3 separate regions of the Homo sapiens genome follow, and regions 2 and 3 are each linked to region 1. A link is a loop called in an ENCODE intact Hi-C map of the cell type or tissue named here. Cell type or tissue: dorsolateral prefrontal cortex. All regions are shown on one strand.

What was found. Peaks named below come from ENCODE experiments on the same cell type or tissue, not always from the same donor. Only the 100,000 strongest peaks of a DNase experiment are listed, where the experiment ranks them.
Region 2: it touches region 1 in a loop (4-fold over the local background); 2 of 110 quality-filtered maps call a loop at or near these places.
Region 3: a loop joins it to region 1, with 7 times the contacts of the local background. A loop is called at or near these places in 42 of 110 quality-filtered maps.

The regions. Positions count from the first base shown.
Region 1 is chr5:132,006,621-132,009,120 of GRCh38, forward strand. All of the region lies in intron 1 of ACSL6 (acyl-CoA synthetase long chain family member 6), which reads right to left. ACSL6-AS1 (ACSL6 antisense RNA 1) reads left to right here. Exons shown (of 2, transcript NR_183256.1): 2 at 1-416. Among named protein-coding and RNA genes, the nearest start is that of ACSL6, 3.8 kb to the right of the region's middle. RefSeq lists a silencer at 1,350-1,469. In dorsolateral prefrontal cortex, CTCF peaks have their summits at 1,394 (motif pointing left) and 1,593; a DNase peak (open chromatin) is centred at 1,401; H3K4me3 peaks cover 204 bases; H3K27ac peaks cover 2,500 bases.
Region 2 is chr5:131,169,465-131,171,964 of GRCh38, forward strand. It overlaps LYRM7 (LYR motif containing 7), which reads left to right and starts at 1,480. Exons shown (of 5, transcript NM_181705.4): 1 at 1,480-1,574. The coding sequence starts at 1,557. RefSeq lists an enhancer at 1,154-1,343 and a silencer at 2,254-2,303. In dorsolateral prefrontal cortex, CTCF peaks have their summits at 1,401 and 1,601; a DNase peak (open chromatin) is centred at 1,367; H3K4me3 peaks cover 2,057 bases; H3K27ac peaks cover 2,063 bases.
Region 3 is chr5:131,422,269-131,424,768 of GRCh38, forward strand. RAPGEF6 (Rap guanine nucleotide exchange factor 6) reads right to left here. Exons shown (of 28, transcript NM_016340.6): 28 at 1,653-2,500. It overlaps LOC105379173 (a long non-coding RNA gene), which reads right to left and starts at 434. Exons shown (of 3, transcript XR_007058929.1): 1 at 1-434. In dorsolateral prefrontal cortex, a CTCF peak has its summit at 991; no DNase peak of the experiment used is centred here; H3K27ac peaks cover 225 bases.

The DNA.
Region 1 (2,500 bases):
CTTGGCAGAGTGGCCCAAGCTCCCAATCTGTCAGGTGACTGGAACCTTGGAGCTCTAAGGAAGCAGCAGCCCTCAGAGAAGACTCTCTTCCACAAAACTGGTCACCCAGAAGCTGTGGGTTCACTAGTTGATTCATTCATTCATTCAACAAACACTTCTGGAGCACCTCCTTCTATTCCAGGCTGCACTGGTTCTCAGCACACAGGGTTCTCCAGTGAAGGGTAACCTGGCCCTGCCTGCAAGGAGTTTACACCTGCTTTTCCCTACTGCTTCTAACATATTGGCATCATCCCCCACCTGGGCACAGAGCCTAGCATCCTAGCAGGAGCACACTCAAAATCTGTTGTTTACTGATTGACTTGTGGTAAGGAAACAGCTTATAAAACACATTATTAAAATAAATTACGCTCAGGGAATTCTTTAGTTTATGCAATAAACTCTTATGTACCCTGTGTGCCCAACTCTGGGTTGGGGACATAGACATGAGACACCTGGCCCTGCCCTCAAGGAGACCATGGACTTGTGGAGGAGGCTTCTGGAGCACAGGAATAGTGTCACCTTGGTCATCCACATGCCCAGTTCTACCCACACCTCCTTGACATAACCGCTGCACAGAATAAAGCCAATGCTGTTTGGCCTGTTATCCTAGGCCTGCAGAGCCCACCTCTGGCAACCTCACTGGCCCAGCAGAATTGGTCCTTCAACTTCATTCAGTCCTATTGCCAATCTTCCCTCACACAGGTCCCTTGGCCTGGAATGCCTTTTCTTTTCCTACTCCCTTTCTGCATGTCAGAATCCTGGATCCCCTTTAAGGAAAGCCTAATACAAGTTATTATAATTTTAGCTAACATGGCTGGCTGATCATGCCTGGTGGTCCCTTCCTGGACTGAAAGTCTGAGAATGTGGCCTGACTCACAGCTCTTACAAGTTGCTTCACCACTGAACCTCGCTGAGTCTCAGGGCCTCACCTAGGCAATGGGGAGAACACAACACAGTGTTGTGGGAGGATGGAAGGAAAGTTTGGAGAATCATAGACAGGGTGCTTGACACATGGTAGGTGCTCAGTGAAACAACAGCCAAGTCAGCCTGTTTGCAATAGTTAATCCCATAAAAACACCCCTCCACACACACCTAGTACTTAATGAGTATTTGAGTGCCTACTATGTGCCCAGTGCTGGCTGGATACACAGTGTAGCTTCTGTTATACAAAAGCCTGTAACTTTTGCCCATTTTTATAAACAAGCCAGAGCCTCATGATCACTCACCCCATGTATGGGACAGTCCTGAGTCCCATCTGGGGCTGTAGCTGAGCCAAATTCAGCCTTCTGAAGGTCAACCCATGAATCCTTATAACCACAAGGGACAGAACAATAGCTGGAGAGCATAATGACTGGGTTCTGCTGCCCCCTGGTGTCAGTATGTTCTTACCATATAGGCTGGAGAGCTGTGAGAAGGTGCTGCGGGCAAAATCCTGCTCCATGCTGGTGCACCTTGTACAAATTCAGGCTTTCTTTGTGAGGCATGTCCCCAGCTGGCCACAGAGCCACCTGTTCTGCCTGGAGCTCTACCATCTGTCCCAATTCATAACTGCAATCTCCAAACCCCTGGGGTGGCCCTAGACCTCAAGTCAGTTCTCTGTCCTAATGGGAGCCCAGAGTGGGGTAAGGGGAGGATCTCACAGGCCTGAACTAAGCCAAAGTGTGCAAGTCTATGCTTGCCCTAGGCATCTATAGCCAGGAGCATGCCAAACCATTCTTTAGACGGGCAACTTTGTCTCGCCCCACCAGGGCCAGCCCCACTTCTCCTAAGGCAGAGGCCAGGGGTGGGGGCTTATCTCTTCTCCTTACTGGAGCCCAGCCATGACTCAAGCCATCCTTGGACCACATCTATTCTTATCCATAACATCATAACGACCTCCTACTACCCTCCTGGACTCCACTCTCTTCCTCTTGACTCAGCAGCTAAATGGAGGGATCCTCTACCATCCAAATAAAACCTTCTCCAGAATCCTCTCCCACAACCCACATTGCTCAGGCACAAGACCTTGAAGACTCATCCCCCATTGCAGTTCTTCCACAAACTCTGCTAGTCTGGCTTCCTCCACTTGGATCTTGGCCTCCCTATCTCTGACAAATTCCCCTGAATGCTGCAGAAGCCCACTCATATGTCACTGATGGTTGGGTATATGATTGAACAGATTAGACCCTGCGGCATGGGGCTGCCTTAGCCTAGAGGAAGGTGTGCCCTTTTAGAAAGTTATCCACCAAGAGTGAGACTTCTTCCTACTTTGCACAAAGGTGCTGTACAGGCAGGCAGAAGCTCTGATCCTCTGCTCCCATTGTCCTCTAGGTGTTTATGGCACTGAGGGCATGCTTCCCCAAGCCAGACCTAGCATCTGACTCATGCTGGACTTATTTTACTTGTCTCCTTGTTTAGTATTCAACACACAGGTGAGATCTGGGCTGGCCCAGGACTCATTGCTGGCCTCTCCAGCAGGCAA
Region 2 (2,500 bases), 840 kb before region 1:
ACACTTTACAGTTGAATAAACCTTTTTAACTGGATCCTTAGCCTTTTGATTATTTTGGGGTGACAAGACAAACCAGGCCATGTTCCCAGAACAACTAGAATAGTGAAGAGCCCACCTCATATGTGGAACAGTTAAAGGAGACATGCAGATTTATTTAAGAAAAGAGGAGCCACAGAACTGAACTGATTCTGTCATTATAGAACTGTTTTAAAGTATCAGCAGATGAGGGACTTTGGTTAACTGAATTCAGGACAGTAGCTAGCAAGAAATCATCACAATAAGTTATGAATTTTCAGGAAGCTGCACTATGAGTCTACACTGAAAATGGGGGAGCGGGGACGGGGTATCTTTTAAATCACCGTCAGCATTCAGAAAACACAATGCAAGGTCCAAGATCATCTAGTTTATTGTTTCTCAGATAAAAGACAATATCCAGTATACTTGGTTTAATCGCTTCATTACGTTAAATGTTCTGCAAATCGAATGCATCTTAATTTTAAAAAATCGATTATCTTGTTATTCTCAGAATGACTTGCAATAATTCCTTAGAATAACATAGATCACAGAGAAAGAAAAGGGCCTTGGAAATCCATTGGTCCAGATCTTTCATTTTTAATAAGAAGTCAATTTTACCTAAAAGTTAACCTGAAAGGCTACACGGGTAGGGAAGGAGAACAATTATGCAATAGGAACAATAGGAAAAGGTTGTGGCGCGTTAGTAACGTGACTACAGAGTTTTTTCTTGATGCTTGCAAGGTCATAAGTTGAAACGCACTTAAATACTTATGATTGTTTCTAATTATGATGCTGCTGATTAATTACCCATTTCTGACCTCTTTATCAGCAAAACCAAGGAGTAGAGAGAGCTGAATAGGCAAAATGTAAAGGGTAAAACTAGGCTTTACGGTCAGGCATAGCGGATTTGCATCCCAGATCTCCATTTACTAAATGTGCGAACTTCAGCGAGTAATTTAACCTCACCTTCTATGGAAATAAATGAGAGAATATACGCATAAAATTTTTAGGAGTCAGTGTTCCAATCAATGCCCGCTGCAGCTGTTAGGACTTGGCTTTTATTTATGCACATTTCCAAAGAGATAGTCGCAACTGGGAAACGTTAAAATAAAGGTTCTTTTACAGACGATCCTATACCCTAAACAGGAGGTAACAAAACGCGGGTGCCGACGCCATCCACTATATACAAACCTAGTCCGCCTAGCAGACGATCCCTGCGCCGGAAGTGACTGTGCCCCTAACTAACATGGCGTCCAGGTGATTTCCGTTCTCTTCTGGCCAGTAATTGGGCTCTGCGGCTCCTCGCGATTTTACCAGTTCCCATCCGTTTAGCAAACGCCTTTAGCAAACGCCCGTTTAGCAAACGCCTCCTCCGTCCTTTGGAGGAGGGCGGGGCTAAAAGGGAGATGCTGCCTAGTGATTCGTTGTGGCGCATTAGTAACGCGACTACAGGGGGCTGGAAACAGTTCAGTCTTTGATTGGTTGCTGAGAGGCGGGGCTACTCGACTGCTCTGGAGGTAGCGGCCGCGGTGAGGAGAGCCATGGGACGGGCAGTCAAGGTGACAGGGCCCGGGAAGGGGTGGGTACGATGCCGTCGGGGAGGGTATGTTCGCGTCCTTGAGAAAACTGTCTGGAGTCTCTGGAGGCTGGGGCTCCTGACCCTTTATGGAGGATGTGGCTGTTACCCCAGAGAAGCCAGATGACCAACTCCTAGGGGCAGTTGAGGGTTTGTGCACGTGCGGAGGAGAGCGGGAGGCACCAGTGTGGTTCCTACTTCTTGGTACTAACTTGGTACTCAGTGTTTATCCATGATACAAATCTGCGACTTGAGTTCTGCCCTCGTTTCATCTTCAGACCGAGTATTTGTCTGAGGGACCCATTTCATATCCCTGGGAAGTATAGGAGACGCCAAAGGCTGACCTGAGCAACAGCAGTTCAATGAGGTGAAAGTTTATTCAGATAAACAGAAGGTGCACAGAAGTCTAGCAGCCAAGGAAACCGAACCCCAGCAAAGTTACTTGTCAAAAGTAACAGCAAGACAGAGCAGGGACTGGTGAGACCTGAGCTCACTGAATGAGCTTGGGATGTGATGGCTGTGCTCGGATTATACCTCTCTGAGTACCTACCTGGTCTCAGATTCATTTCTCACGCCCAAGCATGATGCACGTTCCTGCCCGGCGCACAATTCTCATTGGCAGCCATCCTTTAACGTTTAACATCAGCATGGCCAATTGGGATCTGTAGTTGTCACTGGCTGAAACATAAACATGAGGAAATAGCCTGCTATAATATGGTGAAGAAAAGCAGTGTTTATGTCTAGTCAATAATATGGGAACCACCAAGCAGCCTTCATGTACTTTTGTACATAATGTCACAGCACCAATAGAAACAGAATTGCTCAGGGTTATTCATTCAAAAATTTATTTGAATGTCCATAATAGCTATTATTATAGCCAACAACCAACATTTAGCCTATATTGTCTAA
Region 3 (2,500 bases), 580 kb before region 1:
TCATCATCTCACCATTTTGGAGGCCAGAAATCCAAAATCAAGATGTTGGCAAGGCACCATTTCCTCTAGAGGCTCTAGGAGAGAATACCTTCCTTGTCTCTTCTAGCTCCTGGAAGCTGTCAACATTACTCGACTTGTGGCTACATCCCTCTCTGCCATCTTCATGTTGCCTTCTTCTGGTATCTTCCTTTGTTTCTCTTACAAGGGCACTTGTGATGGCATTCAGGCCCCACTCATAATCTCATCTCTAAAATGCTTAATTACATCTGCAGAGACCCTTTTTCCAAATAAAGTAATATTTACAAGTTCTCCAGGGATTAGAGCTTGATATTTTGGGGTAGCCGTTTTTCAATTATACTTATTTTCTACTTAAAAAAAATTTCATTTCACCAGTGCCATCTGATACAAATATAAATATGTGTATTTTTTCTTTTCTTTTTTTTTTTTTTTGAGACAGTTTTGCTCGCTGCCCAGGCTGGAGTGCAATGGTGCAGTCTTGGCTCACTGCAACCTCCGCCTCCTGAGTTCAAGAGATTCTCCTACCTCAGCCTCCAAAGTAGCTGGGATTACACGACCCCGCCACCATGCCCCGCTAGTTTTTGTATTTTTAGTAGAAACGGGGTTTCACCATGTTGGCCAGGCTGGTCCTGAACTCCTGACCTCGTGATCCGCCTGCCTCGGCCTCCCAAAGTGCTGGGATAACAGGCGTGAGCCACCATGCCCGGTGAAGAAATATATTTTCTAAATAAAGAAACTAGTGAGACTGTGGAGAGATGGTCAGGGGGACAGAATGGCCTGGGAAAACCTGGTGAAGAGGGGGTGAACTGGAAGAAGGTAGAAGTCTTAGCTATAATGGGAGTAACATTCTCTGGGTACCGAGGGAAAACTGTGAGGAGATTTTAAAAAAGGAGCTAAAGTAGAATTTCCTTCTACTTTGCCAGGGTCCTGGGATCTAATCCCATAAAAGTGGCTGTATTTACATATACTGCCCAAAAGAGGGGGCAATAGGCATGCTTTCGTAGACCCAGCTGGCTGCCCATTTGAAATCTATTCTTTCCTTCTTCACTGAAGAGTCCTAAATTTGTTAGGAACATCAATTGCTCAGATAAAATAGATAATTTCCAAGGCACCCTTGGAGCTACCAGTCATGCAACAGAGGTCTAACTAATGGGATGTAAGTACAAACATGCAAGTGGAGCTTCTGGAAACTACTGTTTTGTTCTCTTTGCGTAGAAAGAGACACATATTTGCACCTTTTCCTTACCTAAGCCTATCCTTTTCACCCCTACTTTTGCCATCCTTGACAGCATCGTGGAGGAGTTACAGTATCAGCCCCGGACAGTTTTGTCTGTAGACTTTTCTACTGTAAGAAGAAAAAGAAACAGACAACAATAACAAAAAGACAAGCCCCAATTGAGTTTAAGCCACTGTTAACTTGGTATGCCATCAAACACAATTTTTTAAACCTAAACAATAGCTATGGTGTTTCACAGATTTGACATAACCAACAACAAATGGACCACTCCAATTTTTCTGGATAGTTAAAAAATAAGGCCTTCACACCAACACAGGTCCCAGACTGGCACTCTCGAATGACTAAGTTTGTAATTATTTCATCAGTTCCATACATTTATAATTAAGTACAGAGAAGATTAATGTAGATTCTTTATTGATTCCACCAATGTATTAGTAGATATGATAATAATAAATGGTATTTTTACATTCTCTTAACCAAAAATATAACAAATATTTACACTCAGTAAAAATACAAAAAGCATACAGAGGCACTGTCTTTCTAAAAGACATAAGTTTAAGAGGTATCAAAAAATAGGAGACAAACATTGCTTGTTACAGGATACCTTACAATCAATGAATTGTGCAGTAGAATTGCTATCTGATTATTACAGATGTGCAGTTTTGTTTCTGTCTTTTGCTGATTAGCTTACATGTCTCAATTTTAAAAGATCAAGTTCAACTGCATTCTGTGTATCAAAAATAAAGAAGCATTAAAAATGCACAACAAAAGTCAAAGATGAACCAGGATTCAAGTTTAAATTTGAACATGTACTGTGACACTTTTGACACTTTTCTGAAGATTTATCCCGTTTTTCTAGCCTTTAAGGTAATGCTGAAGGAATACATATACTTTAATATCACCTTTTTTAGAAACTTAAAATTGAATCAAAATAATCAGTTTTAAGGAAGCTTTTTCTCCTCCTTCCTTTTTTGTAGAGGAAAGAACACTTGATAAAAATTAGATTTGTTCTTAAAAACACCCATGATTACCATCACATTTTCAGCCTGGGAGAGATTCTCAAGGAGGTGATATAGATCGCAATGATGTGATTTATCACCCTCAAGAAAATTCACTAAAGGCTTTTTCTCCCCAAAGATCATATTGAAAGTAATCATTTGGAGTAAATTAGAATTATTAACTTTAATAAGCTTTTATGGAATCATGTACTGGATTTACTAATTCTCAAAATCTTTCACTATAAAG